6 separate regions of the Mus musculus genome follow, and all the other regions are linked to region 2. Evidence: chromatin loops called from intact Hi-C (ENCODE). Cell type or tissue: heart. All regions are shown on one strand. Region 1 has its middle 33 kb from the start of Gm31784. Region 2 overlaps Zfp703 (zinc finger protein 703). Region 3 holds the start of Gm31983 (a long non-coding RNA gene). Region 4 has its middle 26 kb from the start of Thap1. Region 5 overlaps Gm31727 (a long non-coding RNA gene). Region 6 holds the start of Gm31843 (a long non-coding RNA gene).

Region 1 (5,000 bases), 640 kb before region 2:
AGAGTAGAAGAGGGGCGCGGGATTAGATGGTGCTGACTGAAGGATACAAATCTCAGTTATAAGTCTCAAGAACTTCACGTTCAGCGTGTGATTCTAGCTAACTAGGTTGTGTAGTGTACTGGTATCGAACAGGAGAAGGCTGTTTAACACACACACACACACACACACACACACACACACACACACACACACAGTGTCTTGGTTTGTTTTCTATTTCTGGGATAAAACACTATGACAAAAAGACAGTTGGAGAGGAAAGGGTTCCTTTGGCTTACAGACCCTGATTGGTCACAGTCTGTCATTGAGGGAAGTCAGGGCAAGAGCTGAAGCAGGGCAGGAATCCGGAGGCAGGAACTGAAGCAGAGGCCGTGGAGGAGAGTTGCTGGCTGGATGGCTGATCTTGATGCCCTCAGCTTGCTTTCTTATTGCACCCAGGAGCTCCTGCACAGGGATGGCCCGCTCACAATGGGGTGGGCTCTTCCATATCAATTAGAGATCACGAAATGCCCCCACAGACTTGTCTACAGGCCAATCTGACGGAAGCATTCTCTCAGTTGAGGTTCTGGGTTCTAGCCCAACAGATCTTACTTAACCTGGGGTAGCAACCCCTTTTGGGGTCGAACTACTACCCTTTCAAAGAGATCACCTAAGACCACTGGAAAACATATATATTTACACTGATAGATCATAACAGTAGCAAAATCACAGATATGAAAAAGTAACAAAAATGATTTTATGGTGGGTTGAGAGCCACTGGTCTAGCCTTTGAGTCAGGGCCTCAAGTTGTCCAGGTTGGCCTCAAACTTGGTCTGGCAGCAAGGACAGCCTTTACTCTGATCCTCAGGCCTCTGTTTTCCTGGTGCTCAGGGGGTAGGTGCACATTTTCACTGCAAGCAAGGTTTGTTAATTCACTTGAATGCGCCACTCATTTCCTAATGAGCATCAAAACATAAGCGGTACGCTTTCAATACATACACTCTCCTTTAAGAGCGTAGCTACATTCTAATAAACAAAGGGACATAAGTATGCAAGCCGTAGCGTTAGCCCGACAAATACCTTTGCTGACTAAGCAACCACGCTGCTCCATGGTAGGCATTACCTAGGTCTAGTGAGGTATAATTTACGGCCGTATTACATGCAGGATGGATATTAAGCACGAGTTGCTCAGAGTATTCAGGGCATATGTACGTCTGTGTGTGCACGTGTGTGTTCACATGTGTATGTGCAGGTGTGCAGACACTACGGCAGCATGGGGTCAGAGGACAACCTTGGATGTTGCTCCTTTTTCCCCCACCCTGTTTGAAGCAGGGTATCTTGTGTCTTTTCATCACACACGCCAGGCTCGTTGCTGTGACTTTCTGGGGGACCTTCTCATTTCACTGAGGTATGCCGGAGTCACAGGTGCACTGTACCACATTTGGCTATGTCTGGGTTCTAGGGATCTGAACTCTGGTCCTTACATTTGTCTGGCAAATGCTTTATCCACTGAGTTATTTCCCAGTCCTGTTTTTTTTTTTTTTTTTTTTTTTTTGTTGTTGTTGTTGTTGTTCTATCAACTTAATACAAGCCACAGCCATCTGGGAAGAGGACTCTCCCTCTGTTGAGAATGCTTCCATTAAAATGCCCATAGGTTAGTCTGTAAAATCTATAACGCATTTTCTTTAGTGATAATTGGTGTGGGAGGGCCCACTGGGGACACCGCCAGTGTCCTGGGTTGTATAGGAGCAGACTGAGCAAGCGATGTGAGCATCACTCCTCCATGCGCTCTGCTCCAGTAGAGCCCTAACTCCAGGCTCCTGCTTGAGTTTTTGCCTTGACTTCCCTTCATAATGGAAATATAAGACGACATAAACCCTTTCCTCCCCAAGTTGCTTTTGGTCATGGTGTTTCATCACAGCAGTGAAAACCTAAATGGAACACACTTCTTCCCTGTCTCTCTGTTTTTATGTGACAAGTGATTTTGTTTCTTAACTGAATTGTGCTTGATTGGCAGTGATTCTGTGCATGAGGGACAATACAGCTACAATGTCTAAGTAGCTCACAGCCCTGACTAGTCTCCTATATTTCTCAGAACCTGTTCATGAGTGGGAGAGGACTAGAAAGCAATTATATTTAATATATATAATATATAATATTATATAATATATAATGTACATAATATATAGAATATTATATATACATATATATATGTGTGTGTATGTCTGTGTATATGTGTATATATACATATATATATTCCTTTGTGAATAATAACTGGATGGAGTCCACTAGTGATGCCCGCATTCGCGTGGATATGTGGTCATCCACTGAACAAAACATGGACTCCCAAGGCAGAGAGTTCCTAGACTGAAGCCAACTCCAAGATAAAAGGTGAGACTTGTTTATGAAATGGATGAAAATAAGCAATAAGGTGGAGGGAAACAAAGTTTGGATTTCAGGCCATCATTTTTATACGGGGCAGGACTTAGGAAGCTGAGGTCCAGGGAGGGACCAGGGAGCAGAAACAGAAGAGTGGTAGGAACAATCCGTGAATGAGGCAGCTGTAGCTCTACACGACGGCCAGCAGGGGGAGCTGCAGCCCATTCTTCACCTCACACTGCCCAGGTGAGTAGCTCAGAGTCCCCAATCTATTTACTGCTGAAAGACTTGGTTAAGCCACTTAACCTTTCTGTTCAGTGGAGGTGACAAAGTGGAAGTGAGGGTTAAATGAGATACTATGGGGACCATGCATTTATATAATAAGGCAGCTCCGCGAAATGAGAAGGGACTGTACCAGACATTCAAAATGAGACCCCCAGCCTACTAGAAGACGGTGCCAAGGGGTAGCGCACCATATAACAAGGGAGGCTGTTGCAGTTATTGACCATTTTAGATCTTGGTTTTGTGGAACACTAGGTGCCTCATTTCTTCATGTTCAGAGAGAGGTCATATATAGGAAGTCCAGAACCCGGAGTTCTGTGCCTTTAATTTGCAGGGAATCCTTGCATTGAGGTGTGTTCCTCCTTTCTTTGACTGTTCTTGGCAGAAAGTAGCCACATAAGCTTGGGTTCAGGGTCTGAAGCCAAGGTTAGGAGGCTGACCAACACGCTACCTAGCTGTCCCTGAGGTTTGGGGACCTTTCGGCTCACACATGCTCAGAGACCACAGAGGGCTTGCACATCTGAAGAGATGAGGGGCAGGCTGACCACATCAAAGTGATCACCTATCTGGACATTTCTTAAGGCACAAGTCCCTCAGCCATCATGGTGGCTGTCTCTACCTGCCTAAACTTGGAAGAAGAATAAGATCTGGCCTGGACCACTGTCAAGGGCTGGAGGATCTCGAAGAAGTTTCCTTAAGGTGACTATCTACAGCCCCTTTGTGGGGGCCTGGGCCCTCATTATCATTTACTACATTTTCTCCTAAACACCCCAAGGACTTTTCTCTGGAATAAATGAAAGACTAAGTTACTTTAGAAATAATACTACTTTTCATTAAAACCTTTTCCTGACCCTTCCAGTCTTGATGACATATTTCCTGTTCCATGTGACTGGGTTCCAAACTAACAATTCTAATTTTCTACTATAAGAGGGGAAGTGTGTGGCATCCTTTGGTCCCTCTGTGAAAACCCTCCTTTCCATCAGTAGCCCAGGAAACCACCCTGTGACAGAGTGAAGTAAAACAGAAGCGGGAAGGTTGTTTCCAGCCTTTCCTAGAACCCTGGGGAAGGTGTCTCCTAAGAGAAGGTGATGGCTTTGATGCGATTATAAGGAAGAAATGTGGGCATGGAACAAGGAGTACAAGGGTAATGTGGCCCATTAGCCTGACTAAATAAGAGACATGCAGAATTTGTCTCAAGAGTGTACCAAGATGCTCAAAACAGAAACTAGAGTTGAAATGTTCCGGAGCAGGCACTATCCATCAGAACACCTGTCCGTATGTGGATGCTCTGGCTGTCCTTGAAAAAAATGTTCTCAGTTCTCTTTCATGCAGGAAACTTGGATGCCTTTGCTGATTATTTTAGTTTTATGGTGCTGTGGATTGAACTCAGGCCCTTGCATGTTCTAGGCAAGAGCCCACTTCCAGTCCAATATAGAAAACTCCTAGGATGTCTGATGCCAGTGTCTCACAGGATAGACTTGATTTACAGTGTGTGATAGAGAAAAAGGTCACTCCAACCTTCTAGAGCATTCCTGAGGATTAACATATTAAGGAGCCATACTATACAAGACAGTGGCTACTAGCCACATGACATTAAATGGCAGCCACAAAGTCAAATGGTCTAAAAGTAAGCAAAATAAATCTGCTGAAATGACAATGATCATATATAGAACCTAATAGCTTTGGGCCACTCTTTGATCATCCTGAAATGGTCTATGACAGCAGTTCTTAACCTGTGCGCCTTGAACTCTTGGTGGCAGGGAGTGTCAAATGACCCTTTCCCAGGGGTTGCATACTAGATATTAACATAACGACTCACAACAGTAGTAAAATTACACTTATGAAGTACCAAGGGAAAAATTCTATGGTCTGGGGGTCCCTACACCACGAGGAACTATATTAAGGGCTGCAGCATCAGGAAGGTGGTTAGGAACTAATCTGTAGGATGGAGGTACTCTGGAACTTCGGAACTCCTCAGTTCTTCCACTGACACCCCCCCTCCCCAGAGGACTAAGTCCACTTGTCTTACCCTCTTCCCAGAGCCATGAACCTCATGGCCAAGGTCAGCTACCCGAGCCTCCAGAACTCCTGAAGGAGCTGACAGCCACAGAGATGTGTGGTGGAGGCTCTCCACTCATCACCATCCTGGACAAGAGATTCCTGGCTTGCTTCACCTCACAGAGCTGGTGAGTGGCACAGTAGGGAATTTTTTTTTTCTTTTTTTTGAAACAAGTGTTTTTCTGTGTAGCCCTGGCTGTCCCGGAACTCACTCTATAGACCAGGCTGGCCTCGAACTCAGAAATCCGCTTGCCTTTGCCTGCCAAGTGCTGGGACTAAAGGCGTGCGCCACCACTGCCCGGCCA
Region 2 (5,000 bases):
CTGGGCCTGCCACCAGGCAAGCCCCCCAGCTCCAGCCCGCTCACGGGGGCCTCCCCACCCTCCTTCCTGCAGGGATTATGCCGTGACCCCTACTGTCTAGGAGGCTACCACAGCGCCTCGCACCTCGGCGGCTCAAGCTGTTCCACTTGCAGCGCGCACGATCCGACCGGGCCCAGCCTTAAGGCCAGTGGCTACCCTCTGGTGTACCCGGGGCACCCCTTGCAACCTGCGGCGCTCTCCTCCAGCGCCGCCCAGGCCGCTCTCCCGGGCCATCCTCTCTACACCTATGGCTTCATGCTGCAGAACGAACCGCTGCCACACAGCTGCAATTGGGTGGCGGCCAGCGGGCCCTGCGACAAGCGCTTTGCCACCTCTGAGGAGCTGCTCAGCCATCTACGGACTCACACAGCCCTGCCGGGCGCAGAGAAACTTCTGGCCGCCTACCCCGGGGCGTCGAGCTTGGGCAGTGCCGCTGCAGCCGCTGCAGCCGCAGCCTCTTGTCACCTGCATCTCCCCCCGCCCGCTGCCCCAGGCAGCCCCGGGTCGCTGTCCTTGCGGAGTCCACACACTTTGGGGCTAAGCCGATACCACCCCTATGGCAAGAGCCACTTATCTACAGCTGGGGGCCTGGCAGTGCCGTCCCTTCCCACAGCCGGACCCTACTACTCGCCATACGCACTGTATGGACAGAGACTAGCCTCCGCCTCTGCGCTTGGATACCAGTAACCACAGCTCTGGCCCCTCCCAGCCCTTCCCCACCCACCCCTTCCTCTCACGTCCCACTGCCTTCGACGCTGCAAGCTCCACTACCGCTTACCCCTACCAGGATCCAGCCCAGCCCCTCCCCCACCGGACTGTGTATTTATTTACTATAATGTTAGCTTACAAGCTGGGAACATAAGTGCATTAATGACCACATGAGTCAGTGGTATGCAAAAAGTCTGTCTCCCCCAAATAATAATATTAACCACCCAGGTAACTCCATGATTCCCCCCACCCCTCTCCCTTCTTTTGCTTATTTTCTTCTTCTTGGGTATATGTTTTAAGGCTTTGGGTTGTTTGATTTTGACTGGTTTGGTGTTAAGGAATGAAGGAAGAGTTGGGGTCCTACACTTTCAGTTTCCCCCATCTTGGGAAGTCTCTTGCATGAGTCTTAACTGTTAAAACTGCATATCTTCCCTTTTCCTTCCCACCCCATCTTGTTTCATTCCATGTGAAGTTTTAATTCTTTTTTTTCCCTTTGTACAAAAAAAAAATGTAACAATTTGGGGGGGTTCAAGGGGGAACAACTTGGTGGCTGGAGGTCTTGAGCTCTGATGAACCAGAATTCTGTTGGGCTGTGTGGTACTACACAACAAACCCCCCTCCCCCCACTTCCCACATGAGCACTTGGTTCTAGGCCCTGAGCCCCCAAATCAAATCACAGCCTTGACCCTCCAGGGTGCTCAGTTCGGGAAGTCCCTGTGCCACCAGCAGTGACCCAATGGCCTCCAACTGAGCCTGCCAAGACTTCTACCTTCCTGGCCCCTCAGGGACCCACACCTTGCGGTGCAGTCAAATTGCCGGCTGACAGGGACCTGACACATCCAATTAAATGTCTTAGAAGGCCCCGCTGGCACGAAATTGCTCTTTATATTTTGTGAAGTACTTTATCGTTACTATTTTATTTTTTCTCTCCCTAGTTGGGACTGTGACCCGCCCCCTCCCCTGGCGATAGGGGTGGGGTCGGGGATCCTTGATGGATCCCTCCAAAGCTTACCAGTCCTCAAGTCAGCAGACCAGACAACTTTAGGAGCTCTGTTGGGGGCAGGCTGGGGACTCAGGGAGCCCTAGGATCAGAGCACTCCCTTCGCCATGTCCCAGACCTGAGCCAGCAATCGCCAAAGCTGGCATTAGGTTTCCGTGGGTTCCTGCGGTGGCTAGGATTAAAGACTTAATACAAGTCTTCTCCCCAACACCTTCCCTCCCTCCCGGTCTTACGCAGCAGCGCTGGGGCTTCGGGCCGGCCTCGGCTGCGGGGCCTCTTGTGGGGTGAACAGAGCTCTCCCTTGCTAAGACTATTTTGTTAATAAATGGAATACTTGGCTATATTCACACCGTGGTGTGTTTCTCTCTTGCTTCACCCATGGTCCCACTTCCAGACACCTAAGTGGATACCCTTGTTTTGTTGAGGGCTTTTTTTTTCCTTAAAAGCTTAAGGATTTTCTTCTGAGACTGCGGTTAACCTTTCTTCTAGGAGGGGACTTAGACCAGTGTATTACAAATTACATAAAACCATCTTTACACCCCACCCCATCCCCCCAGTTTAATTGTTTGGCTCCCAGGGATACTTCAAAGGCCTTGGCATTTCCTGGGGGCAAAGTGGAGCGAGGGCGCATGTGAAAGTGGATCTTTCTCTGGGCGGGAATTCAAGGGCTACAGGATAAGAGAGGGAACCAGGAAGGAGGGCTAAAGCTAACTTCCCCTGAAGCCTTCCTTCTCCTAAGCCCGGCTGGAGGGTGAGCAGAGACGTGCCTCTGGCGCCATCTAGTGGCAATATGGAGGGCAACAGGCTCAAGGGCCTCAACTTGTTCTAGTCTGACCTTTTGCAGTCCTCAAGATTGAGGATTTGTTCTTGATGCTCCTGAGTAGAGGTTTCATGAGGCTTGGAGGCTCTTCTTCCAACTCTGTGTTATCAACCTAGGTCCTCTGCGACTCGGAACCGGTTTGTTTTTGCTGAGAATTCTCAGCAATGATACATGACCCTGAAGCTGTTCTGACATCGGGAACACCAGATTCTAAGACCTGGTTTCCTACCCGATTTCTTGTCCTCTCACAGTGGAAAACAGATGCTGTTTAGTAGGGTGTTGGCCCAGTACTTGCCTACTGCGTGGAATACCCAGGTCCCCAGTCACCAACTGCCTAGTGCCAGTGTGGACTGACTCCTTTCCACTGGGGGGCAGCCATAGCAGCCGTGCAGCAGACCCTGGGCTGCCAGTTCCTTCAGACTGTGCGCACACACTGCCTGGGTGCCACCGGGTGGGTGCCACCGAGCTTTGGATCTGTTGTTGCTGCGACGCTTTGCCCTCTTCGGGAGGGTAAACTACTTAACAGGTAGTTTGTACCGGACAGTCTTCCGGCTTCGGAAGCTTGATAGGTAAGAGTCCACAGCACAAGATGGGGTATGGGGTACATTCTCTATCTATATGTATCAAGTGTTCACAAACTGAACCCTTGGTTGAGGCTCCATGGAAGGCCGCGCCACTCTGGACTCTTCAGTACAACGCGCGCACATTTATGTGTCCCCAGATCTGTGTATCTAGGCAAAATTCTTCGTCAGTTAAGAGACGATCAAGTTGTTTTGTTGTTCTTATTTTTACTCCGTATCGGTGCTGGCCACTTAATGACTGCATGTCCCAGGGAAAGTAGCCTGGGCTGCTGGCATCCCTGGACTCCGGGAGGACATGAGTCCAGGGCAGACTGTGACAAGCAGCAGTGAGAGTCACCCTGAGACCAGCCCCAGGTGGGCATGGGGAGTTAGTGGCGTTCAGTGATCCACTCTACACGCCTAAAATGCAGAACTACCTCTACCTCTCTCTCTCTCTCTCTCTCTCTCTCTCTCTCTCTCTCTCTCGCTCTCGCTCTCGCTCTCTCGCTCTCTCTCTCGCTCTCACTCTCTCGCTCTCGCTCTCTCTCCCCCCGCCCCCTCTGTTGTTTTCTTTGCAATTTACTTTTTCTTTCTCAGCTTCCTTTCCTCCCAATTTCCTACTTTTTTTTTTTCTGCAGACACCTGTATGTTTCTTCCCCAACTCCTGTTAAAATGAACCGAAAGGGCTCCTAAAATAGAAAGTCTTTGGGTTTTGTGGTCGATAGCTCGTCCTCCCTGGGAGCACAGAGACTTCTTTGGTTAGGAAGGGAGATGAAAAAAGACCCTCTCCCTAGGTGATAAGTCCTCTATACTGAAAGGAAGCATTGCTAACAGCTGCTTGGTCTTCACCTTTGGCGTGGTTTAAAAAAAAATTGGAAAATGATTGCACTTGGAACTAGGAAGGGTTAGCTGAGCCTGGTTGAACTAACCTGCCCCAAAACACCATGGTAACCAGACACCTTCCCCCACTTATAAACTGAAAACTTTCCTAAGAAGTTGCCCATTGTAACATTGGTGGAGAGTTTACTTTGTTACTTCCATTGCTTGATTCCCACTAGTTGCCATTTTCATAGAGAGGGATCCTCCCCACCTCCAACAGCTGCCTATTTGTATAGTTAATATTATCTGACAACTCCCACCTTGTATTTCTCTACCTCCTTTTCTCCAAATATCTCCTCCTCCTCTTTCCCCTAAATCTCCCCCAGGCTCCAGAATGGGACCTGTGTTCCCAGGACAGCAGGGTAGAAACCACAAAGCCGGGACCTGAGATACTGACACTGGCTGTTCTTGGCTCTGGGTTCTATTTTCACACGTTGCTGGGTTATTTTTGTGGTCCTGAAGACAGCAGAGAGAAGAGAAGGAGAAAGAGGGGGGAAGGCTTGCCCCAGATATAGGCTTGACTCAAACAGAGTTGGGTGTGTTTTATCCCCCACAACTATACCCTATCTTCTTTGAATTCCACCATTCACCATTCGTAGACAGCTCTGATCGCCTTGCCCAGTCCGTCCAACTATAGTGTATTTGTATCAGAGCTAACTCCCTTCTGATTCATGTCGGGGTTGGGTAGAATTCGTCTTGCAATAATCCCGAGGTCTGCACTTTATTAATCATTCCGTAGGGGAAGCTGCACTCCAGTTTTCTGTTTGATTCGATTTCATTCATCCTGTCTTTTTACAGAATAGATGGTCGAGTGCATCCGATAATGTATGGTTTAATTTGGAGCACTGTGGGCTTGAATTACCATTTTCATAATGTGCTGTGCATTAATGTGTTACATCATTTATAAAGAGGAATGTGCTAGATTTCAAACTTTCTCCTCAAAGCCAAAGTCACCTGAAGGAAACAAAGCTCAGATCACATCTCCTCATCTCCT
Region 3 (5,000 bases), 510 kb before region 2:
CTGAGGCTAGAAAGTACTAAACTACTTCCAAGCCACCCATTGGCAGCAAAAACGTTTGAAAATGGCATATAAATAGCATTCCACTGAAAAAAGATTTCTGAAGAGGTCCAGGCACATTTAGTGGGTATACTTACATGCTAGATCTGTCCCAGTCACAGGAAAGGGAGGTTATGAGACATCAGATATATGGAGGCTACAGGGACTACTGGGGACTTGCTGTCCAGGACCCTGCAGTTCTTATATTCTAGCAGACAGGATAGAACTCAGCCTGAAGAATAGCAGGGGCGTCACACAAAGCTATGGAGAAGCAAATGCTCAGCGGTGGCAGTGGGGAAGGAGGCAGGAGGCAGGGGGGAGGGGGCAGGAGGCAGGGGGAGGGGGCAGAGAGGAGGGGGCAGGAGGCAGGGGGTGGGGGAGGGGGCAGTGGGGCAGTGGGCAGGAGGCAGGAGGCAGGGGGAGGGGGCAGGAGGCAGTGGGCAGGAGGCAGGAGGCAGTGGGGCAGGGTGCAGAGGGCAGTGGGCAGGAGGCAGGGGGTGGGGCAGGGGGCAGTGGGGGAGTGGGCAGGAGGCAGGGGTGGGGGAGGGGGCAGTGGGCAGGAGGCAGGGGGAGGGAACAGGAGGCAGTGGGGCAAGGGGCAGTGGGCAGGAGGCAGGGGGCAGGAGGCAGGAGGCAGGGGGCAGGGGGCAGGAGGCAGGGGGCAGTGGGCAGTGGGCAGTGGGCAGGAGACAGGAGGCAGGAAATGCATGGAGGACGTTTGTGGAAGGCCAAACATGGAGAATGAGGAGCAGGGTATTCCTGGGTGAAAAGGGTCTGAGGTAATCTGCCCCTGCTGCTTTGGGAAGAAATGCCACAGAAAACCTTGTCAACACTCAGTCATTCATACAAGATTGACAGGAAGGATTGCAATCTCCGAGTTCCTGAGGAAAAATACCCATGGGCCTGTTCAGCATGGTTGAAGGGATGTCAAACAGTCTGGAAACCTCTGCTAGTCCCACTGTGTAGTTACATTTTATGTGCCAGGCAGCTCTCCTCAGGGACCAGAAACCAAGGGTAGAGAAGGGTTATGAGGAGCAAGGAAGGGGCCCTAGGAACAAAGAATAGACCTCAGGGTAAGGAAACGTGTTTCCGGGACAGGGAAGAGATCTGTGGATAAAGGAAGGTATCCCAGGGTGCAGAGGAAGGATCCCAGAAGCAGGGGAGGTGTCCTGACAGCAAGGAAGGGGTCCCAGGAGCAGAGGAGGAGTTCTAGGAGCAAGGAAGGGTTCCTGCAGTAGGGAAGGGCCCTGGGGGCAGGGAACACGTCCAAGGAATAGAGTATGGGTCTTAGAGTTGGGAGGAGGCCCTAGGAATAAGGAGGGAGTCTTAGAAGTAGGGAAAGGTTCCCAGGATGAGGGAGGAAAGGAGTCCTAGGAGCTAAGAAGGGGGTCCCAACAATAGGAATGATGGTCTAGGAACAGGGAAAGAATCTCAGGGGAACATGGAAACATCCCAGGGACGGGTAGGGTCTTGAGACTCCTGGGCAGGCTATCACTGGGACTTCTGTCCATCTTGTAATACACAAGAGATAGTGAGACTCTACTTTTTACTATTATGGACAAGACAGTATTTGTTTATCATATTTGAAAAATAAACTTGAAAGGGCACAAAGTTATTGTGTCCATCCCTAAACAGAAGACCGTAAAGTCCATTGGTTAGAATATAAGCTTCATTGTAAAGAGTTTCATCCAGCCCAAGTCTGGATACAGTTACCCCATTCTGTCGCCGTATAGCCCTTCTTGGTTTTGAGGGAGCAAATCTAAATCCTGTGTTCTCTAAAGGCCCTTGATGTGTACACAGCAAGCAGAGCAGTCATTTGAAGGGGGGGGGTCCTGAGAAATCCAACTTCTGTTGAAGTATATGCGATCAGCCTCTTTTGGCCTTCAGAGAGTGATCTCAACTCTGTGTGGAACAGTCAAAACAAAAACAAACAAACAAACAACACACACAAAACAGTGGACTCACCAGAAGAGAAAAATGGTTCTTCATGGCTCTGTGCACAGTCCCCATCTCCCTCTTCCTCCTCTTTCTCTTCTCCTCATCCCCCAAGCCCTACCCCTCATGTCCACACAGCAGGGGTCACTGTGTACCAGCAGAGGAGAAATCCAGTCTGGCAGCACTAGGCAGGGTCTCTCTAGTCCTGGCCCGGTCTCTGAGGGGATGTATGAAACTTAGCTACATTTGCAACCCTTCTTCCTCTTCCTTACAGAGAAGGAATAGCGAAAGGAATCTCTGATGGAGATTAGGCAAAGGTAAGGCTAGCTGAGGAGATTTTGTAGCCAAAAGGGGCCAGCAGACCATGCTGTTCCTCAATATACTCTGATCTTTGACCTCTGAAACATCACTATGACCCTGTCACATTACTGTGACATGCTCTTTTCAGGCACCAGTCCCTTGGCTAAGGGTCCTAGGTCTCATAGCCATGCAGAGTGAAGCTGAGAAGGCCCCCCAGGGCCACCCCTGCTGGCTCTCTTGGCCCTGAGGTCATGAATCATAGCTCCTGAGGCAGAGGAAGCAGTGCCCAGGGAGAAAGCCACATTTCTCAGAAGACTCTGCTGTGTTCATTTTAATTTGTGTTTCCTAAGACTTCATTTTAAAAACATCCTTCTGTCTAAACAAAAGCTCCAAGCCCCCAGTAAAATCACAAAAGTACTCCTCTAGAACTCGTGGACCAGCCTTTGTGGGCTACCTGGTCAGTCAGAGTAGGGGAAGATGACCTAATGTCCCTGGGACAATACAAAATCAAGGCTGTCTCACAGTTAAGGCATGGATGCCGTCATCGGGACCCCTCCTTGGGCTTGCCACCATGCCAGCCCATGTCCATGTGAGGATGACAGCCCTGGTTTTCATCCTTGAGCCAAGAGGACTTCAGAAGTTTCTACCAGAAAGCAATGCAAAATGCCAGCAAGCGTTTCCAGAGGACGGTGTGGAAATGCTCACAGCTCTTACCAGATAGAAGGAAGAGGCTCTGCCTAACTCAGCTGCTGAAGCCCCCATGAGATGAGTTCTAATGGGTAAGGTAAATTATTTTTTTTCTACTGAAGCACAGTTTTTTTTCTCTCTTTTTGACATGCTCAGTAGAATAAAAAGAGGGGGAATTGGAGGGCCAAGACCCAGGGAGAATGGAGAAATGCGTAGGCCTTTAATGGAGGCTCATTTGGGTGAAGGACTCAGAGGTCCCATGGGGCCCTGAGAATTAAACGCTGTCACTCAGGTCCGAAAGCAGAGTTGTCCGGTTTGCAGACACTTGTCATAATTAAGCTAATGGCTCTGAAAATGTGCCTTGATATTAAATCTATCTCCACCGAGGAGCAGGGCTGATTAAAACCGCAGCTTGACAGTTAATGATGAACCTCTGCTTCCTGAGCTCTGGGACTGAACTGGCCAGTTTACACTCGTCCCCCTTCCCCTTCTGTCTGGCAGCTGGCAGCAGGCAGCAGGCAGCAGGCAGCAGAGACCCCTTGACTACCCTTGCCTCTTCCTCTGAGTAGCAGGCTTTTCATCTCCAGCCACACCTCACAGGCTCCATTCTGCCTTTGAAAGAAAAGAACTCTCTGCTTGAAAGATGCTTTTGAGTTAGCACCTAGCTAGAAGCATGGCAGTTCTAGCTACACAAGAAGAAGGAGAATCAGGGGCAGGGGCAGAGGCTGTAGCCAGCTTTTTAGAGTCTTATCCAGCTTTTTAGAGTCTTATCTGGAGGATGGAATGTCGAGGAGAGCGGCCATGCTCAGCCTGACCTTGGTGTCAGAAAAATTCAAGTTCAAGACGCTCAGCTGTCTGTTTCCTGAATCTGACTTTGGCCCTGATATTCGGGCAGCACTGGGGCAACTTGAAAAAGTCAGAGGGAAGTCGCTCATTCTGAGATGACTAGAAGGCTATAGATGCTCACAGCTGCTCTTGCCAGGGAGAGACTCGGTGCTCGAGGGAGAAGGTGAAGAGCAGTAGCTCTAGCCCTCCCACTCCGGGACTCAGATTCTGCCAAAAGTGAGAACCCAAGAAAAGTTAATCAGAAGGACTCCTGTGCACTAAGTAGTCCAGAATTTTAGCTTATAGGCTGTGATATCTCTCATTGCATCTCGTCTCACTTTATATTATTAACCATTCCCAAGGATATTTATTGGTTTACAGTTTTGGCCCTCTCAACACAGAAGATGGAGCCTTAGAAGAGCTGGCTGGTCTCCTCCATTCACAACCCAGGACCTTCACAAGCAAATAGAAACCAGCAGTATAAAATGTACAGAGTGGATGGGGGAGGATCTGTCTCCCTGTCCTCTCCAGTGTGACACCTGAGTCCCTTTAGAAGCTATCAGACACCATACCCTACCCTTGGCTCTCATGGCTCTCCTTCTAATGCCCTCCCATTTCAAGCTAAGGGATTCCTTGCCTGGGGCAGCGCAAGTACTTGGGGCTCACCTAGGTGAAGGAAAGAGAGGGTTCCATGTGCTTTGTTGCTCATTGTTAAAGAGGGGGGCGGCCTTGCAAAGCAGCAGCAGCAGTGTCATCACCACGTGGGCTTGTTACACATCCTGCCATTGTTTGAGCATCAGTCTTGTTGATGGCTTGCTTGGTGCTCTTCTTCTCAAAGGCTTCCTGTGATCCTAACACCAAACCTTGCCCCGTATTTCTCCATTTTGGAAAATGTGTCAAACGGCTTTAGCCCTGGGACGAGTGAGTACCAGAGCTGGAAATAAGGTTCATGCTGGTTGTTGCTCCTGCCCATGAAGATAACTGCCTGGGCACCAAAGTGCAAGACAGACTTTGAGCCTACGCCAGGTTTCAACTTCTTTTTCGAATGAATTTTCTTGTTGGGCTGAAGTGAATTATTTCCCCTTTTCCTCCATCTGTTTGGAGTGCGGAAGGGTTGCTCAGTGCTGTGTTTCTTCTTTGTTTTTTAAAATTTTTGTTTCCTACTCTTATAAAAATGCCGGATTGCAGGTGTAGCGGGGCACACCTATTAATCTCAG
Region 4 (5,000 bases), 800 kb before region 2:
CTGTAGACCAGGCTGGCCTTGAACTCAGAAATCTGCCTGCCTCTGCCTCCCAAGTACTGGGATCAAAGGCATGTGCCACCACTGCCCGGACATACATTTTCATTTCTAAATATCTCCATTGCTGCCTCTCATACCTCCAGCCCACATTCCCTCTGATTCTGGACTTCTCTTTCCTTGTGCCTATTTCATTTCATAATTTAAATACTGATACCCTTTGTTTTAAAATCTATGAATCAGCCAGGTGGCGACGGCGCATGCCTTTAATCCCAGCACTTGTGAGGCAGAGACAGGTGAATTTCTGAGTTCGAGGCCAGCCTGGTCTACAGAGTGAGTTCCAGGACAGCCAGGGTTACACAGAGAAACCCTGTCTCAAAAAAAAAAAAAATCTATGGGGCTGGTGAGATGGCTCAGTGGGTAAGAGCACCCGACTGCTCTTCCGAAGGTCCAGAGTTCAAATCCCAGCAACCACATGGTGGCTCACAACCATCCGTAAGGAGATCTGACTCCCTCTTCTGGAGTGTCTGAAGACAGCTACAATGTACTTACATATAATAAATAAATAAATCTTTAAAAAAATCTATGAATCATATCTCTCCAACCAACATCTCTCAATGCCATGCCTGACACACAGGGCACAAACCAGTGGCTATGTCTCTGAGCAAAACAAACATTAGGAATAGACATGGGGCACAAGGCTTCCTACTGCCCTTGTGCCTTTATTCCTTTATTTAAAGAAGACCTAAAGGATTATAATATATCAACTCACATACATCATACATTACTCATATATCAACGGACATAGGGGATGTCAGAACCATGTTGGATCTTTTCTCAGCAGCTCTAAAAGCAAGGGAACTACAGGCCTTACCAGAATGCTTAGGTTTAACACACAGTCACACTGTAAGATACAAAAATCAACGTAAATACAAATTAGTAGCTTTCATATATGCCAGTGACAGACTTATAGACAAATGAATGAAAAGTAAATCCCATTCTCAGTAGTTAAAAAAAAAAAAAAACAACAACAACCGAACAAACCACAAACGACAAAATAAAACACTATCTGGAAATAAACCTCGTGAAAGACCTCTCCAAGGAAGCTTCAACCCCCACTCCCCCTCCCCCCCACAAGGGCCCACATGCTTAAAATTAAAGAAGCTATCAGATGATGGAAAGACCTTCCATTTTCTTGCATTGACAGAATTAATATTGTGAAAAGATTATATTGCCGAATATGATCTCTCTCTGACTCTGTCTCTGAATTCCCACCCCCGTACCCCCAAGGTCTCACTTTGTACCCTAGCCTGGAATTTTCTTATATAAACCAGGCTGCCCTTGAACTCACAGAAATCTCCTCTTTCTGCTTCCCGAGTGCTGGGATGAAAGGGCAAACAGTGTTCTTCAAAGAAGAAACACAAATGGCCGGGACAGAGTGGAGGGAGGGAGGGAGAGAGGAGAGAGTTCGAGATAGGGTAACTGGAATGAACTATATATGTGAATAAAACTGTTAAAGAATACGTTCAATAAAAATTATAATAAAGAGAATTAAAAGTTGTAGAAATCGCAAAACACTTCAGCTTATCACTTACTATTATTAGATACTAAATTGGGAAAATTAGGTGGTATTTGAATCCTAAATTACTGATTATGATAATAGTAATGATTTTTTTAAAAAAAAAACCTAGTTCTGATGTTATGGCCATTTTTCAGATGATAATAAAAATGAAAAATATATGCTGAATAATTTATAAGAACAGAACAAGTGTTTTAAGGGATACTAAAAAGAACCCTTATTGCTACAAAGTAGTATAAACTTGTGGCATATTCATACCTTGAAAATATGCAGATCAGAAACATTGATATGCAAATATTATGTTTTGAAAAATAATGAGTACAAGTAAATGCTATTTTAATTTAACCTTATAAAGCTAGTCCGTTCTAAGAGGGGGTTATTATGCTTGAATAACAGTGCATAGTCTATATAATCAATTAAATATAATCTTATACAACAGAAATCTTTAAAAAATCAATCTTATAATGAGGATGGATGTGAAACTATAATGGCATTGTGATGTGATTATTTTCTTAAAATAAATTCCTATCTATATTAAGAAATGTTAAACATCCTTAGTCATCACGGAAACGCAAGTTTAAACCATTTTGAGGTTCAATGCATCCCAGTCAGAACAACTATTGTTGAGCAAACAAATGACAAGAAATGCTGGAGAGGGTGTGAGGGAAGAGGGGCTTTTAATCACAGTTGGGCGGACTATAAACCAAGTCCAGCCATGATGGAAACCAGCACGAAGCATCTTCAAAAAATAAATTCATAGAACTATATGATCTATCTATACCACTCCTGGAACCCCAGAGACAGTTGTGTATTTATATTTATTGCTGCTCTATTCACAATGACAGGGAAATGGAATCTGCTTGGATGCTCACCAATAGGAAGACAGAATTGAAAACGTGGCTTCTATCTGGAATTTTACTCAGCTGTGAAGGAAAACAATCACGAAATTTGGAGAACAATGAATGAATTTGGGAAAATATTTCTTTCTATATAGTACCATTGAATTATTAGAAACTATTATTTCGAGTGTGGGATGACAGACTCACATCCTCTTTCATATGTGGACCCTAATTTTCAATGTGGGAATAGGCTACAGAACTAGGTATGAGGACAGGGGAGTCAGAGTGTCAAGAAAGGGGTTGGCGACACCGTGACATGAGAGCGGACAGACAGAAGGCTAGTGTGGTAGGCATGAGGTAGGGGCGGAGAAGGCGAGGCCAGGGTCAGAGGAACAACAAAAACAAATTTTGTTTGAAAAAATCCCACAACGGAACTATTTGTGTAATAATAAAAATTAAAAAAGAAATACCAGGCCTCTTAAAAATGAAAGTTTAGAAAGATAATTAGCAACGAAAAGAACGTGAATACTATTTCCTGATATAGCAATTCATAATTCAATGCTCTACAAGAGCATAATGGTTAAACAACAGCAACAGAATAGCAACAACAATAAAAGGAACAGCCAGGCGCCAGCTCGTGGTCATTTCAACATGCCAGACGATGGCAGCACAGTACCACGAGACAGTCTCAGCTTCCCAAGTCCCTGTGATTAGCGAGGAGACTGGAGTGTGAATCAGACCATTAATGACCCAAAGAAACATCTTTCTGGACGGAAATGCTTAGCCTTGTAGGGTTAAAGGAACCTGCACTCCTGTGTGTGTGTGACAGTTGTGACAGTTGTTGATAGAGTTGAATGTGCTTCCTTTTTGTGTTTCCACCTCAGTTTAGATCCATCCTCCGTCTGCCTGTCTGTCCTTCTGTCCCTTCCTTCCTTCCTCCTTTCCTTCCTTTAGGAAGGCTTCAGCCGATGACAATATGACCCCGCTGCCTTTGGATCAGCGAAAGTTTCTGATAGAACATTCCATGGTTTTGAAACCAGATGAATGGTATGCCCTTCCTACTCCCTTTTAGATAATTATATCTTTATTGAGCTCGTTGAATTTTTTTTTTGTTTCTGCCAGTCTCTCCTTCTCTTACTATGCTCAGTACGAATTTTAAAGGCTTACGGTCGCAGCGACGGTTTGAGAAAGAGGAGCATCACCTCTGACGTCACAGTAGCGTCATCATCAAGCGAGTAAGCCATTATCTCTGCACTGCTTCCCAACCCTGAGTCCTCTTTGGTTGCTTCCGCTTTCTAAAGTAGAACCGCACCGGTGGCTCTTTGCGAAGAAGTTCGCAGTGTATTTTACGGAGTGTTAGGCAGCTAGGTGGTGAACACTCTCCGTACTCCTCAGTCCCTTCGATGTGTGACTTCAGTCCACTAGCTTGAGTCCTTGGCAGGGTCCATGTTTCTTTGGAAGGATGATAAGATTGCATGTCTTAATGGTCTAGATGAAAATGTTAGTCCAAAAGAGCATGCAAGCAGATAATAATAATGGAAAAAGCATTATAAGTTTTCCTGGCCAATAGTAATTTTTATATGTGTGTTAATTATATTACCCATTGATATATAAATGCGCAAAGAATCTCATTTCTTTTTCATGGATGAAATACAGATAAAATGGAAATGGAGAAATTCCAGTAGGATTTTATCTTAACTCCTCTCAGATGACTGTCTGGGGATTTGGAGCATAAACAGGAAGAAGTAGGCTAGTATTCGTCCATGAGTGGACTTTTCCAAAACTATGGTACATTCCCCTTTTATATGGGTAGTTTGGTTGTGGCTTGGCATCAGATTTCTGATCAAAGTAGCCTATTCTAGGAGGTTAGTGGTATTAAGATTAAGATTTTTTAAAATGATTTTTTTTGGTTTATTTATTTATTTCGTGTATATGAGTACACTGTCACTATCTTTAGACACACCAGAAGAAGGCATTGGATCCCCACTACAGATGGTTGTGAGCCACCATGTGGTTGCTGGGAATTGAACTCAGGACCTCTGAAAGAGCAGTCAGTGCTCTCAACCGCTGAACCATCTCTCCAGCTCTTAAGATGCCATTGTAATAAAACAGAAAAGTTATTGATCTTCTTCTCCCTGAGAAGGTGGAGGCCCCGACCCCAGGTATCTCCCCACCCTGGTACATCAAGTCTCTGCAGGGCTCCACACATCTTTTCCCACTGAGGCCAGGCAACGCAGCCCAGTTAGGAGAATGTATCCCACAGATAGGCAACAGCTTTGGGGATCGCCTCACTTCAGCTGTTCAGGGCCCACATGAAGACCAAGCTGCACATCTGCTACATAAGCGTGGCAGGGCCTAGGTCCAGCCTGTGTATGCTCTTTGGTTGGTGGTTCAGGTTAGTCGACTCTGTTGATCTCCCTGTGGAGTTCCTGTACAGTTCGGGGTCCTCAACTTTCCCCCTTTCCTTTTAAAAAGGCAATTAGGATGTAAAACTTAAAATTGAATTGTTGCAATAATTTCCAACCCCAATAAGCCCCCCCCCCCTTTTTTTTAAAGGTGGCTCAGCAGTTAAGAACATTGACTGCTCT
Region 5 (5,000 bases), 710 kb before region 2:
TCCTCCCCCTCTCCCTCCTCCTCCCTCTCTTCTTCCTCTCCCCTCTCCTTCTCTTTCTACTCTGTAGCCCTGGCTGTCCTGAAACTTGTTCTGCACACCAGGCTGGCCTTGAACACAGAGACCCACCTGCCTCTGCCTCTGGAGTGCTGGAATCAAAGGTGTGTGCCACCACTCCTGGCTCATAGCTTTATTTCTTGATTCATCATTTCCTCCTTTCAGAGAATAATTGTGGTCTCACCTGGCAGTGCCAGTTATATGGAAGATGCCTGAAACCATCCACTCTCAGATTGCTTACAGTCTTTATCCAACCAGCTTAAAATGATCATTTTCTTCCTCTAATATCTTTTTTTCCCCCCGGTTTTATGAGACAGGGTTTCTCTGTGTAGCCCTGGCTGTCCTGGAACTCACTCTGTAGACCAGGCTGGCCTCAAACTCAGAGATCCGCCTGCCTCTGCCTCCTGAGTGCTGGGATTAAAGGCGTGCGCCACCACGCCCAGCTTTTCCTCTAATATCTTATAAACACATGTCCTCTTGAGGTTAAGAAATATGTTGCTACTGTTTGAGCAGAATAGATGGCAGTTGGAGATAAAGGGCTGAGGAGACACTAGTGGAAGAGCCACCAACTTACAGGGCCAGCTGTGATGTCACTCACTCTGAAGTCAAGCTCCTATGAGCTCTAGGGTTCCAGGAGCCATCAGGATTATGGTCCCACAGGACAGATATTCATATGTGCACAGGTAACATAGAGCATATAGCATGGGTCAAATGGAAAAGACTAGACTGGATGAAGAAGGCATCAGGGCTTCATGAACACATTCACTGTGCAAGTTAACGGAAAAGGTAAAAGTAGAGTGGAGCACAAGAGAGGGGTCAGATTATACTAGTTAGAGAGGGCTATTAACTGAGTTTGCTAAGGAAAAATCCACTTAAATTATCGAGTCATTTCATTAATTCCTTAGAGTAATATCTAAAGTTAGTCTAACTGCAATAACAAAATACTTTTGATAGTATATATAAAAGAAAGTTCATTGATTTCTCATAGTACCCAGGTGCCAGCAGATTCGGTGATTGGAGTGAGCTGTTCGCTATACACGATGCTTCCTTGTGGAGCCTTCGAATGCCCACATGAGGCGCAACCCAGACCTTCAGACCTTTTTGTAGAAATTTAATATTTTGTCTATCATGGTGAAGGTCACATGACTTGGTCACTTCCCAAATGCCCAATTTCTTAATTATTAACCATCCCATTAGCCAGTGAGTTTCACCAGCAGTGTCCCCATGTGAGGTGGTGAGACAGGGTTTCTTGTCATCTCTAGGCTGCCCATATCTCTTACCCAGGACAGTAACAGTGCAGAGGATTCCTGGTTGATAGCCGGTCCTAACTTCAGAAAGGGTGAAATGTTTACATTGCTTTTTGGAATTGGAGACTGAGCAAGTCTCTTTATTTTCATTGGAATTCCCCTTTAATATAGAATAAAAGGGTGACCAGTTGGCTGGATCAGCGGGTAAAAGGGGCTTGTAGTCAAACCAGACGACCTGGGTTTGATATAAAGGCCCCCGTAGTGGAAGGAGAGACAGACTCCCCTAACTTGTCCTCTGACCTCCATGTGAGCTCTGTGAAGTATGAAGCAAAGGAAGTTTTGTCCTTTACTGTGTTTTTAAAACAAATAGCTGCTTGCCTTATCCTTCCTTTGGAGGGATGGAAGGAGGATATGGGAGGTTTAACCCTGCTTTTTTTTTTTTTTTTTTTTTTTTTTTTTTACTAGAAAAGGTAAAAATGTGGGCAATCTCAGCCTTTGACTAGTGGGACCACAAAAATCTCCATTCTTTTGGCAGGATAAAGAGCCTCTAGAGTGAGCTGTGGAATGCAGGTCAGTTGTCACCAGAAGAGAAGCCAGATCACAGAAGTAGCTTTTTGTCCCTTTAATTTTACAATGCCTTCTTTTTCCACAAGCCTTTTTTTTTCCTCGTAAAGATTTACTTTATTTTATGCATATGTGTGTTTGCCTGATGTATGTAAGGCACATGCAATACACATAGAGGCCAGAGGAGGGCACACGATCCCCTGGAACTGGAGTTTCACGAAGTTGGAGTCCCCACCAGGTCCTGGGAACCAACCTGGCATCTCCACCAGAACAGAAAGTGCTTTTTCATCACTGAGTCCCTTCCATAAATCCTTGAAGTGTGCTTTTATCCACCTTTTCATAAAGTAGGATCTCTTAGCCAGGGGCGCTGAGGTTCCAGGATCTCAAAGGGAAGGGTATCTCAGAAGGTAAAAAGTGATTTAGCCAGGAGACCTCATGATGACCACGAGAAGGAAATAGCGCTGCTCAACAACCACTAAAGGAGTATTTTGTTTTCTCTGGATTTTACTCTTTTTTTTGGGGATGCTATCTTTTCCGAGTTCTAAACAGGGTGCATCCATCTGTCAAACTGAAGAGAAATAGAGAGGCGCTCGAGGTAGCTGCTGTGCAGAAGAGTAAGTTATAAAGAAATCTGACAAAGCCTAAAAGCAGGGTGGGTGGTGTTAACTCCAACCCGTGGATCTCACCACAGTCACTTTATGGAAAGGGGACCCTGTGAGGGAGCCGCTCTACCACCAGCAATGCCTAGGCCTTTCGCTGCAGCAGTGGTCCACGGTTAACTTTGGATGTGGAGGTCTCCACGGGGGAGTGCTCTGTACAAGTCCGTGTGCTGTCCAGGATCCGTCTGAGAAACACAGAGGGTTGCTCATGTCAGTGCTTATGCCTAGAGGTCCTAGTAACTGAGACCTCTGCCAGTCCTCTCCCCTGGTCTGTTAATAGAAGGGTGGCTTCACCAGAGGTCAGAAGTAAGCATGCTGTTCTACTAATTGCCTTCCAAATAGCTGGAATGAATCTTGTAAGAAGCAGAGGACCGTCTCCAGCCCAGAAAATATCAATGGTGGTGGGGCGGGGGCGGGGGCGGGGGAGGGGGAGTCAAAGCTCTAATAGGTGTAAATGTGGATTTCTATAAATTGGACAGATCCTCCTCCGTTACGCAACCGACCACGAGTGTGTGCGACTTGTATAGGGTAACTACCCTTCAGGAAAAAGAAAAGAAAACAAAACCCTAATTGGCAGTATACTATCGTTATAATTAAAAGTCTCTTTTAACGGGAACAAAGTTTATTTCTGTAGAAACTCGGGAGAGAAGGTGCCTGAGCTCTGCACAGAGGTGCCAGCAGGTTTGAACTGCCTTTCTCTTCCCTTTCTTCTGACAGTCACAGGAAGCCTGAACCCCTTTGACACTCACCGCTCGATGACAGATCCTCCCGGAGGACTCGACAGCTGCAAACAAATGCATTGTTCTTCTTGTCAACCCGCCGCTGAAAGGTGATCCGGAGCTGTGCAGCGATTGGCCTCATTTGTGAGTGTTAGCAAGCGCGGGGCTGAAAGCTTGTTACCCTAGAAAGGGAAAGCTGAGAACAAGTTCTTCAAATCAGGCTAAAGCATCAGGGAGCTGTCAGCGGGGCTCCGAGGGGAGGAAGGCCCTGCCCCCAGCTGGGGATCAAGCTCTTGTTCCACCCTACCTCGCCCCAGCTCATCTCTGGAAAGCAAGAGTCACAAAGGTGTGCTGGGTGAGGAACCGGCATCTCAGCTGGCTTCCATCTAAGCACTGAATCACAGTGGAGGGAGAAGGCCTGTTCAGGAGTTCTTTAATCACGCACCCTTATGGAAGAACAGGTCCCCCTGAATCAAGGTGGGACCCGCTGCAGCCTCACGCTTCTGGCAATGTGTAGTACTTCATTCACTCCTATTTGTTGACCTGTCTTCACTAAACCATGAATTCCTTAAAGACCGATTGAAGGCAGGGGCATTGGCTTTGGTTGGGTCCAAAAGCTGGCTTCATCTTGTGCTCAAGGCCAGCTCTCAGATCTTTCCACAGCTCAGTTCTCTAGGAATTAAATTCAAGAAAGAAATGGGAGGTGGCTCTGGCTGAATTCTACACATCTAAAATTCATATTTAAACGCTGACTCCCAGCTGGGCAGTGGCGACACAGACCTTTAATCCTTGGGAAGCAGAGGCAGAGGCAGGCGGATCTCTGTGTTTGAGGCCAGCCTGTGCTACAGAGAGAGTTCCAGGACAGTCAGGGATACACCAAGAAACCCTGTCTTGAAAAATAGAAAAATACTGACTCCCAGTAAACTATATTGTGATTGCATTTAGAGATACGGCCATTAAGGAGGTTACTGTGACCAGGTGAAGTGCTGTTTGAAAAGAGAACAAGGACACATCCACGCACAGAGGAAAGGCCACATGGCCATGCAAAGCGAAGATGACTGTCACCAAGCCAAGGAAAGGGGCCTCCGCGGAAACCTAATGACATGTTGGTCTTGGGCTTCCGGCCTCCAGGACTGTAAGAAAAGTGAATCTCAGTGGCTTTCCCTTCCCTAGGGCTCAGCAGCCTTGGCAGCTGATACACAGCACTGTGAGAAAGAGCTCAGCAGGAGTGAGCTGCATCCCTGTGCACAACTGTGGAAAACACTTAGAAGGGGAGCTGGGCGTGTGGGTCAGTGGTTAGAACACTTGCTACTCTTGCTGAGGACCCAGGTCAGTTTCCAGCCATCCACACAGGGGCTCACAAACCATTTGTAGCTCTAGTTCTGGGGAATCTGAGGCCTTGGCACCTCTGTTGGTACCAAGTGCACGTGGTGCTCACAAATACTTGTAGGCAAAGCACTTATTCACATAAAATAATCTATCAGAAAGACCACAACAGCAATGAAAACCACTCTGTAGATGCTGGAGGCTAGAGACCCTCTGGGAAGGGCACACGCGTGCACGCGCGCGCGCGCACACACACACACACACACAGAGTGCAAACCATTTGTGGAACCATGGCATGTCCGTGGTTTTGAATGTCCCAACATCTTGGGAAGCTGATTGGTGATTGTGAAAGAGAAAGAGAATGTATCGGTCTGGTAATAGGGTTTCTGAGGAGATGGGCCCCCCATTAAGCCTCAGGAGAAAGAGTTATC
Region 6 (5,000 bases), 600 kb before region 2:
TAGGAGTATATAGGGTGGACAAAGGTCATTGGCTGAAGGCTAAGGGTATGAGGTGAGATGCCTCATTAGCATGGGGAGGCATTTCAGGAATCTCAGATGCTTGCTGATTCGGTTCTTAGTTTCTTATCTTATTGAGGAGAAAGGAAGCTTAACCTGTAATTTCACCAGGCCTGCATGACATTCCACAGGTAGAGGGTATGGGGGTTTTGAGTTCCCCAGACAAGGTCAGAGAAGGAGAAACCCTACTGATAAAGGGAGTCCCCATTTTATGCCGAGCTCAGAAGGCTTTCCAGACAGTGCTAGACTGAAGTGTCTTAATTACCAAGGCCTGACAACTCTAGTAGAAAATGTTGACATCTCAGAGAACTCTAAGATTCAAGACAATAAAATGACTGAACTTAAACCCCATTTCTAGGTACCAGCAAATATCTCTGGTCACCCAAACTGGGAACATAAGATGGCACACATTTAGAGATCTTCAACTTCCATGGAAAGAACCTCTTGGTGTTTTGTCATATGTATTAGAATGTTTGATCAAAAATCTTCCAAAGAGGATGCATCCTGTTCTGTAACAGTATCTTCAGGAGGCAGGAACAGGTTTCCCTTTTCTGTGTGCTGGACAGGAAGTACCATTTGATCCCCATGGGTTAGCAGAAGGGGGATGCTGGCAACCACACTGCTATAGTAGGTGTAGAAGATGCTCTAACTCCTCAGCCATGGGAAATAAAAGCACAGGCATTTGATGTCTTGGCTTATTGAGATCATATCACTTATTTCTGATGTTTACCTGTGAGTCAAGAATAATTTTGCAAAACATTGTTAAATCTGGATTCTCATGACTCTTTCCCGGAAATCCCTTACCTGTCCCTTGAGTGGGTGTGTTACATTTTAGTGAGGGGCTGTACAGTTTGGGGTAATTCGGTTGGATGTTCCCCTGGTTCACAGTCTTAGTAGCAGCAATATGTAAAACAACACAAATCTCAGGTGCCCCAATGGCTGTCTCCCTGCCCTGCCCCCATCTTCTCTTGCTTATTTGGAATTAGAATGGCACACAAAAGACAGATCTTTAAAGTGTATTTAAGTGACGTTTATTCTTTAATAGGAATTATAGTTTTGTCTTCTCAGTTATCTTCAGAATAATCCTGTGGGGGTAGATTGCTTTTCTTTTCTTTTTTTTCTCCTCCTCCTCTTCCTCCTCTTCTTCTCCTCCTCCACTTCCTCTTCCTTCCTCTTCTTCCTCCTATTTCTCCTTCTCCCCCATCCCCTCCCCCTTCTTCTTCTGCTTCTTCTTATATCTGGAAACTGAAGCCAACATAATTAATCCAGGAGGCCAGCTCTACAGTTTTAAGCAGAACTCTGAGTTCCAAAGTCCCTGTAACTTCTATACTTCATCTTAAGATGAAATAACTTTTAAAAATATTTTTTAATGGGCCCAAGATATGGCTTAAGAGATCAGTGCATTTTCTGTCAAGACTGACAGCCTGAGTTCCACCCCCTGGACCCACACCATGGAAGGATAGAATGAACACTCTTGCAAGGCCCCCTATCATCTCTGCATGTGTGCATTACCCTGGGACTTATCTATGGAGCTCAGCCAGAATTAAATAGGGAATTTTCCAAAACCATAGTTCGTCCTGAAGTCCTCTTTATGAATTATGGTTCATCTTCCCTGAATTTTCCTGTTCTTCTGTCTACCTTTCTTGTTAGTTGGGCTGCAGGAAGCTTTGGAGCGAGGAATAGAAGAAAACAGGGATCAACCTGCACTAACAACTTTCTCTAAACTGGTGGAATATGAAATGACAGCCACTTAGAGAACTTAGTAAAATGCAGAACCTCACAGGGTGACAGTTAATATTTGCACCAAAGTCAGTTCAGGAAGAGAAGGAAACAGCTTACATGGGCTCTTGGCAGTTAACTCAAACATTTACCATACTTCTTTCTGACAGCAGAGGGCGCTACGCAGCACAGGATGGAGAAAGAAGAGAACAGGCTTAGATTTGTGCACAGTAGGTCAGACCCTAGCAACTCTAGTTCAAGTTAGTTTATTACTCTTACATAAAGCAATATCACATGGCTCATCTTTTAAAATTCTCAAATAGTGAATAGCACTTAAAATATGAAGCCAAAAATGCTTAAGGCTTGATATACTTAAATATGCAGCCATTTGTTTGTTCTTAGTAATACATTTTATCCCCTGTGGTAGGAACCATTGACAAGGAGGGAGGGAGAAAAGGAGGGAGGGAGAGAAGAAGTGAGGAAGGGAGAGGAGGAGGGAGGGAGATAGAAACAGAGAGGTGGGAGGGAAAGAGGGTGGGAAGGAGGAAAGAAGAGAGGGAGAGAGAGAAGGAGGGAGGGAGGGAGGAAAGAAGGAAGGGGGAGAGAGAGAGGTAAGGAGAGAAAGAGGGAGGGAAGGAGGGAGGGAGGAAGATAGAGAGAGGGAGGGAGAGAAGGAGGAAGGGAGGGAAAGAAAGAGTCAGTCTCTAAGAATTTGTTTTTATGGTCTACTGAGCTGCACAGCCTTCTATGCCTCAGTCTAGTCCCAAAATGCATTCCGTGGATAGGACGAGGAAAAGAAAGTGCCTGTGGTAAACTCTGGTGTCTGGGGTGCGGTCATGGGAGCCTGTAACCCCAGATGGCTAAGGCAGAAGAGTTGCTGTGAGTTTGAAGCCAGCCTGGGCTACATAATGAAACCTCATCACAAAAAGAGAATTAAAGAGAGAAAGAAAGGTAAAAAGGGGAGGAGGAGTGTGGAAGAGAAGAAGGGAGGGAAGGAAGGAGGGTTGGGAGGAAGGGAAGGGAAGGCAGTTCAGTCATGATTTTAGACAGTTTTAGAACTGCCTATTCCTCGACAGTTCTGTTAAGTTTCTCAGGGCAGAAGAACTCTGAGACCCAGTGCTGAGATTCGGTTCAGCCATTTCCAGGTCCGCTCCTGGGCTTATTTTATGTGATTTTTGCTCCATTTCCACAGTGTGTAATTTAATGATGGAGCTCAAAGCTTCGCGATCCCTACATCCTCTGATTGAGTGTTACAGTAGCTGGGTTCCTGCCTCCTTTGCGCACAAGCTCCCCCCCTCCTCCCACCATCTCAGCTCAGCTTCCCTCCAGTGATCCAAACAGCCTTCAGTCTGAAGGTTGGCTAGGCTATGCTGCTCATGCTTTTAAACCTGCTTCTCAGCCAAATACTGAGGCCCAAGGATCAGACAACCCCAGGAGGTGGGTACATAGCAGAAAGCTTGCTTTCTCTCACAAAGATGCACGGGGCACCTGTTATTCCAGATGTGATCCTAGGCTTTCAGCACGCAGTAGGGAACAAAATGGAAGAGGAGAGAATGCAGTTTTCTGAGGGAGCCGACATCCTCAGGGAGGGACAGATATGAAGACATGCAAATATCTGTCGAGTGGGACTGAACGCGCTACATAAAAAGGGAGCAAAGAAAGGAGAGGTGGGAAGCAGGTGCTAAGGGTGAAGATCTCACCCAGAAGGTGACGTGTTGTTAGCAAAGATGGAAAGGAGTTAGCTTGGATTCTCTATGCGGTATAAAAAGCTTCGGGGAGAAGCTTGAGCAAGGACTGTGGGTGGAGCTTGTGCCATGGGAGGAGCTTGTAGAAGGACTGTGGGTGGAGCTTGTGCCATGGGAGGAGCTTGTAGAAGGACTGTGGGTGGAGCTTGCACCGTGGGAGGAGCTTGTGCAAGGACTGTGGGTGGAGCTTGCGCCATGGGAGGAGCTTGTGCAAGGACTGTGGGTAGAGCTTGCGCCTTGGGTGTGAGGACTAGGAAGCTGCCTGTGTGTCTGAAGCAAGTTGAGAGGACGATAAGTGAATGATCTGAGGACTCAGAAGGTTCTTTTGGTGTCCCTGAGTGTATTAGTGTATGTGTGCTTGTGCATGTGTTGTGTGTACCTATGTGTTAGTTGTGTGTTAGATGTGTGTGTATATGTGTGTTAGATGTATGTATGCGTTAGGTATGTGTGTGTGTGTTAGTTGTATGTATGTGTGTGTATGTGTGTGTGTGTTACATGAATGTATGTGTGTGTGTTAGTGTATTAGGTGTGTGTTTTGGGTGTATATGTGCGTGTTCGGTGTGTGTATGTTAGATGTGTGTGTTAGGTGTATGTTTGTATATGTTACATGCGTGTATGTGTGTGTCTGTGTATTAGGTGTGTGTGTATGTTTGTGTGTGTATGTTAGGCGTATGTTTATGTTAGATGTGTGTGTGTTATGTGTGTGTATGTTTGTATGTGTTATGCGCAGGTATGTGTGTGTGCCTGGGTGTTAGGTGTGTTTGTGTATGTGTGTGTGTGTTTTCTGAACACTGGCTGTGCTACTTTTACATGCTGGACCGCATCAACTTGAGGGCTCACAATGCACGAGAGGGGCTATCTTGGCAAAGGGGGCGTGGTCTCAGAGAACCACACGGTCCAAGGCAGCAGGAGCTTAAAGAACATCTCCCCATACTTTAGCTGAGCAGGAAGCAGATTGGAACCAGTGCTGGACCTACCTCCATCCCTAGGCCCCACAACCTCAGAAAACAGTGCTAGCAGCCCAGCTGGAACCCGGTGTTCATAGGGATTAGACCTAACCCATAATGCCAGGGGAAGCTTGCTTTCTCCGACCACTGAACCCTTCTGCCAGTTTACCTTCTCTGCAAATGGAGGGACTGAAATACACCACCACATTGCTGTATTAGCTAGGATCAGCCCTAGTTCTGTGTTGTGAACTGGGAATCAGTGTAGCATGTCAAGTACCCCGAGTTAGACCTTGGGCTTCAACAGAGCTTTATAAACAGAAAGCTTTAGGTAGTTACCGAGCATTAGTATTGCTTTGTGATTATTATAAAGCCAATAAGTACCAACCATTGTTAGCAGGGGTGGCAACAAATATCCCATCACATAAACCCTACAGGGATTTTTTTTTTTTTTTTCAGCAAGAACTCTGTGTATGTGTGTGTGTGTGGGGGGGGGGGGTAGGGGTAGGAGTTGAGGAGGGGTGGTGTGTGCAAC

Evidence for each region. Hi-C counts contacts between places; a loop is a spot of excess contacts. Peaks named below come from ENCODE experiments on the same cell type or tissue, not always from the same donor. Only the 100,000 strongest peaks of a DNase experiment are listed, where the experiment ranks them.
Region 1: it touches region 2 in a loop (9-fold over the local background); 28 of 42 quality-filtered maps call a loop at or near these places.
Region 3: it touches region 2 in a loop (3-fold over the local background); 6 of 42 quality-filtered maps call a loop at or near these places.
Region 4: it touches region 2 in a loop (12-fold over the local background); 19 of 42 quality-filtered maps call a loop at or near these places.
Region 5: a loop joins it to region 2, with 4 times the contacts of the local background. A loop is called at or near these places in 7 of 42 quality-filtered maps.
Region 6: it touches region 2 in a loop (8-fold over the local background); 20 of 42 quality-filtered maps call a loop at or near these places.

Annotation. Positions count from the first base shown.
Region 1 is chr8:26,342,706-26,347,705 of GRCm38, forward strand. No RefSeq gene overlaps it. Among named protein-coding and RNA genes, the nearest start is that of Gm31784, 33 kb to the left of the region's middle. In heart, a CTCF peak has its summit at 2,555 (motif pointing right); no DNase peak of the experiment used is centred here.
Region 2 is chr8:26,979,369-26,984,368 of GRCm38, forward strand. It overlaps Zfp703 (zinc finger protein 703), which reads left to right. Exons shown (of 2, transcript NM_001101502.1): 2 at 1-2,094. The coding sequence ends at 726. Among named protein-coding and RNA genes, the nearest start is that of Zfp703, 4.5 kb to the left of the region's middle. In heart, a CTCF peak has its summit at 2,535 (motif pointing left); DNase peaks (open chromatin) are centred at 223, 663, 2,503 and 2,879; H3K4me3 peaks cover 2,425 bases; H3K27ac peaks cover 1,269 bases; H3K27me3 peaks cover 996 bases.
Region 3 is chr8:26,466,502-26,471,501 of GRCm38, forward strand. It overlaps Gm31983 (a long non-coding RNA gene), which reads right to left and starts at 2,058. Exons shown (of 3, transcript XR_378839.2): 1 at 2,002-2,058. In heart, a CTCF peak has its summit at 2,115 (motif pointing right); no DNase peak of the experiment used is centred here.
Region 4 is chr8:26,181,306-26,186,305 of GRCm38, forward strand. No RefSeq gene overlaps it. Among named protein-coding and RNA genes, the nearest start is that of Thap1, 26 kb to the left of the region's middle. In heart, a CTCF peak has its summit at 3,067 (motif pointing right); no DNase peak of the experiment used is centred here; H3K4me3 peaks cover 551 bases.
Region 5 is chr8:26,270,228-26,275,227 of GRCm38, forward strand. It overlaps Gm31727 (a long non-coding RNA gene), which reads left to right. Exons shown (of 5, transcript XR_870272.2): 3 at 3,242-3,387. Among named protein-coding and RNA genes, the nearest start is that of Gm31727, 5.8 kb to the left of the region's middle. In heart, a CTCF peak has its summit at 2,044 (motif pointing right); no DNase peak of the experiment used is centred here; H3K4me3 peaks cover 971 bases; H3K27ac peaks cover 407 bases; H3K27me3 peaks cover 3,968 bases.
Region 6 is chr8:26,378,941-26,383,940 of GRCm38, forward strand. Gm31843 (a long non-coding RNA gene) reads left to right here and starts at 2,806. Exons shown (of 3, transcript XR_378836.2): 1 at 2,806-3,213. In heart, a CTCF peak has its summit at 1,945 (motif pointing right); a DNase peak (open chromatin) is centred at 1,961.